Regions from separate parts of the Homo sapiens genome. Here region 2 is linked to region 1. Evidence: read pairs that join two places in POLR2A ChIA-PET (ENCODE). Cell type or tissue: GM12878. All regions are shown on one strand.

What was found. Peaks named below come from ENCODE experiments on the same cell type or tissue, not always from the same donor. Only the 100,000 strongest peaks of a DNase experiment are listed, where the experiment ranks them.
Region 2: POLR2A ChIA-PET joins it to region 1 with 8 read pairs; 2 of 35 experiments call an interaction of 5 or more read pairs at or near these places.

The regions. Positions count from the first base shown.
Region 1 is chrX:42,319,005-42,321,504 of GRCh38, forward strand. No RefSeq gene overlaps it. Among named protein-coding and RNA genes, the nearest start is that of CASK, 400 kb to the left of the region's middle. In GM12878, no CTCF peak of the experiment used is centred here; a DNase peak (open chromatin) is centred at 1,007.
Region 2 is chrX:42,409,960-42,412,459 of GRCh38, forward strand. No RefSeq gene overlaps it. Among named protein-coding and RNA genes, the nearest start is that of PPP1R2C, 370 kb to the right of the region's middle. In GM12878, no CTCF peak of the experiment used is centred here; no DNase peak of the experiment used is centred here.

The DNA of each region.
Region 1 (2,500 bases):
AATTACAGTGGATGTGACCCTTTTGATTTTTTCTTTGAGATATGAAATAGCCTTTGTTTGCTCAAACACATACTGACCATCTTGTGGAGTAAAGTTTGGTTCATTAGAGAAGTGAAAAATGCCATATCAGTCATGTTAGTTGATGTTCTTCCCATGACCAGTTTGTATTCTGATTGAACTACCTCACCCACAGCCTGTGACCCTACATCCACAGGATGAGCCTATCTTTCCTTTGGTTGAAACTAATTGACTAGGATTGGATACTTTGATCGTGATTCTATAAAGCAGGGCTATACAGATAAGATTTAATTATTGGCCCCAACTTTTTACCCTTCTGTTTGTTAGTCTGTTTGTGTTGCTATAAAGGAATACGTGAGGCTAGATCATTTATAAAGAAAGGATGTTTATTTGGCTTATGGTTCTGCAGACTGTACAGGAAGTGTGGCACCAGTATCTGCTTCTGACGGGGACTTCAGGAAGCTTCCAGTCATGGGAGCATCTGCTTCTGGTGAGGGCTTCATGAAGCTTCAGGGTAGGGGAATAGCTATCACATGGTGAGAGTGGAGAAAAAAGAAAGAGAAAGGAGATGCCTGGCTCTTTTTAATAATCAGATCTCTTGGAAACTAATGGAGTGAGAACTCACTCATTACTGTGAGAACAAGACCAAGCCATTTATGATGGATCCACCCCTGACCAAAATACCTCCCACCAGACTCCACCTCCAACATTGGAGATCAAGTTTCAACAGAGATTTGGAGGGAACAAATATCCAAATTATATCACCTTCCCTTGCACCCATATTCTTATGGTCTCATTATGGGCAGAAAGTACTTTCTCACTCAGGACTTTGGACTTGCTGCATGACTTGTGCTGGCTAATGGCACGCAGGTGGAAGTGCCAGCCATTCTGAGCCTATGCTTTAAGAGGCTTTCTGTGTTCCTTCTCATCCACTTGTGCCTCTGTCATCTCACGATAAAAACTTCTCTTGAATAGCTTCTGCCCCTGTAGCCTGAGTCTTAGAATAAACTCATGTGGAGCAGAGCTGCCAAGCTAAGTCAATTAAGTTTAGCTGACACCAGCTGACTCACAGATCCATCAGAATCAATGGTTCATATCTTGCCCTTGATGTTTGCAACTAACTTGATGGAAGAGCAGTAGATGTTGTCCTCTTGACCTGAAACCTAAGGTAGACTTTGTGGCTTGGACTGCCATTTTGGGCTACAGATGAGTATGTAGAGGAGGTCAGTTTTCAGAGAAAGACAGGAAGTGAAATATACAAGTGACAGAGACAATCATCTTGGCTTCTAGCTGTTCTCTAGATTTAGCTTCCACAAGGCAGGGAGCTATAAGGGTAGGTAGTGGTCTTTGGACTGGGTGACATTCTCAATCTATGAGAGGACTGGCTATTGTTGGACTGTCTTGCAAAAACTGGGATACCATGTGGTTTCTTGAAATTAGGCAGAATTACTAGCAGTAAGACTGAGGAACAATGTTAAAGTATGGTTTCTGCAAGGTTGTCTTGAAGCTGAGTCACCTTAAAACAAGGATAGTTTAGATTTTTCTCTTGGAGAGCAAGATCAGTCCAAAAGTCTAGGAAGTGGCTGCACCTACAGGGGATCAAGTTTCCAGAGATGAATAAAGGAGATGCAAGAGGCAGCTGTTATTTTGTCTGTACAGTTTTCTTTCTTGGGTTTACTTAAAAATGTTCCTGTGAGAAATATACTGCCTTGCCTAACTTCTCTTTTCAGCTTAAATTATACCATCCCCAGCCACACTCAGAAGCGGTCAGTCTTAATACCATGTCACTCTGCCTTTCCTCTCTCCTCATCACAAAGTAAATTGAACCAAGGGAGTACTTCTGCCTGACCCAAAGGAAACCAGTCCATGTGGCTTCTGTGGGGCTCAACCTGGTTACAGGGGTGTAAAGATTTGGCAAACAGACTAGCTCATCTGCTTGGCTACAGTGATTGGTTCAGTCTTAATTTAGGGCCCCAGCCAGGACAATCATAGTCCTCTCTAGGGTTTTTCTTCCAGAAGGTTGAGGAGAGACTATTATTTTTACTCTGATGGTTGAGCTGGCAGCATTTAAGGGAAGAGCTGATAGTGGCTATTTTGATGCTATCAGATGAGAACCTAAGGATTAATTCTGGCAGATGCAAGAAGTATGGTGAAGAAGCAGGAAGGTGGGAGGGAAGAAGGGAGAGACAGAGGAAAGAGAATGAGAGGGCACTGAAAATAGTGCCTGAACTCCTGGTATGCAGCCCTGCTAAAGCTAACTCTATCCCCTGGTTTTGACAGGTGCTAGTCCAATAAATGCCCGCTTCTCTTTTTCTTAAACTGGTTTGAGTTAGGTTTCTATCACCTCTAACAGACAGTCTTGAAGAATCCAGAAGGACCACTGGGGTAGAGAGGAGGCAGCCCATTGTGGGGACTAGGTCTTCTTTATTGGCACAGAGCTCAGCTCCTTAAAATACAAGAGAGAAAGCCTGCATAGATTCCT
Region 2 (2,500 bases), 91 kb after region 1:
ATGTGGTTTTTGTCTTTAGTTCTGTTTATGTGATGAATCACATTTATTGATTTGCATATGTTGAACCAAACTTGCTTCCCAGAGATAAGGCCTACTTGATCATGGTGGATACGTTTTGTGATGTGCTGATGGATTTGGTTTGCCAGTACTTTGTTGAGGATATTTGCATCAATGTTTATCAAGGATATTGGCCTGAAGTTTTCTTTTTTTATTGTATCTCTGCCAGATTTTGCTATCAGGATAATGCTGGCCTCATAGAATGAGTTAGGAAGGAGTCCTTCCTTTCCAATATTTTGGAATAGTTTCAGTAGGAATGGTACACACTCCTCTGTGTACCTCTGGTAGATTCCTCTGTGAATCTGTCTGGTTCTGAGCTTTTTTTAGTTGGTAGGCTATTCATTACCGTCTCAATTTCAGAACTTGTTATTGGTCTATTCAGGGATTCAGTTTCTTCCTGGTTCAGTCTTGGGAGGGTGTATGTGTCCAGGAATTTATCCATTTCTTCTAGAGTTTCTAGTTTATGTGCATAGAGGTGTTTATAGTATTCTCTGATGGTTGTTTGTATTTCTGTAAGGTCAGTGATGATATCCCCCTTATTTCTGATTGTGTTTATTTGAATCTCCTCTCTTTACTTCTTTGTTAGTATAGCTAATGGTCTATCTATTTTATTAATTTTTTCAAAAAAAAACAGCTCCTGGATTTGTTGGTTTTTTGAAGTTTTTTTTTTTTTTTGGTTTCTCCTCTCTTTCAGTTTGGTTCTCATGTTGGTTATTTCCTGTCTTCTGCTAGCTTTGGGGTTTGTTTGCTCATGGTTCTCTAGTTCTTTTAGTTGTAATGTTAGGTTGTTAACTTGAACTCTTTCTAGCTTTTTGATGTGGGCATTTAGTGCTATAAATTTCCATTTTAACACTGCTTTAGCTGCATTGCAGAGATTCTGGTACATGGTGTCTTTGTTCTCATTAATTTCAAAGAAATTCTTGATTTCTGCCTTAATTTTATCATTTACTCAAGAGTCATTCAGGAGCAGGTTGTTCAATTTCTATATAGTTGTGTGTTTCTGAGTGAATTTCTTAGTCTTGAGTTCTAATTTGATTGCACTGTGGTCTGAGAGACTGTTTGTTAGGATTTCAGTTATTTTGCATTTGCTGAGGAGTGTCTTGTTTCCAATTATGTGATCAATTTTAGAGTGAGTGCCATGCGGCAATAAGAAGAATGTATATTCTGTTGGTTTTTGGTGGAGAGTTCTGTAGATATTTATCAGGTCCACTTGATCCAGAGGTGAGTTCGGGTCCTGAATATTTTTGTTAATTTTCTGTCTTGATTATCTGTCTGATATTGTCAGTGGGGTGTTAATGTCTTCTACTATTATTGTGTGTGAGAGTAAGTCTCTTTGAAGGTCTCTAAGAACTTGCTTTATGAATCTGGGTGCTCCTGTATTAGGTACATATATATTTAGGATAGTTCACTCTTCTTGTCAAATTGAACCCTTTACCATTATGTAATGCCCTTCTTTGCCTTTTAAAATATTTGTTGGTTTATTAATGTCTGTTTTGTCAGAAACTAGGATTGCAGCCCTTGCTTTTCTCTGTTTTCCATTGCTTGGTAATTTTTTCTCCATCTGTTTATTTTGAGCCTATGTGTGTCTTTGCATGTGAGATGGGTCTCTTGAAGACAGCATACTGATGTGTCTTGGTTATTTATCCAGCTTGCTATTCTGTGTTTTTTAATTGGGGCATTTAGCCCATTTATATTTAAGGTTAGTATTGTTATGTGTGGATTTGATCCTGTCATCATGATGCTAGCTGGTTATTTTGCAGACTTGTTTATGTGGTTGCTTCATAGTGTCACTGGTCTGTGCACTTCAGTGAGTTTTTGTAGTGGCTTATAATGGTTTTACCTTTCCATATTTAGTGCTTCCTTCAGGAGCACTTGCAAGGCAGCTCTGGTGGTTAAAAGTTCCCTCAGCATTTGCTTATCTGAAACGGAACTTATTCATCCTTTGCTTATGAAGCTTAGTTTGGCCAGATATGAAATTCTGGGTTGGGAATTCTTTTCTTTAGGAATGTTAAATATTGGCCCCTCAGTCTCTTCTGGCTCATAGGGTTTCCCTGAGAGGTCTGCTGTTAGTCTGATGGGCTTCCATTTGTAGGTAACCTGGCCCTTCTCTCTGGCTTCCCTTAACATTTTTTTTCATTTCGACCTTGGAGAATCTGATGATTATCTGTCTTGGAGATGATATTCTTGTGGAATATCTTACTGGGGTTCTCTATATTTCCTGAATTTGAATGTTGACCTGTCTTGCTAGGTTGGGGAAATTCTCCTGGATGATATACTGAAGTATGTTTTCCAACTTGGTTCTATTCTCTCTGTCTCTTTCAGGTACCCCAATTAGTCATAGATTAATTCTCTTGATATAATCCCACATTTCTCAGAGGTTTTGTTCATTCCTTTTCATTTTTTTTTAAATTATACTTTAAGTTCTGGGATACATGTGCAGAAT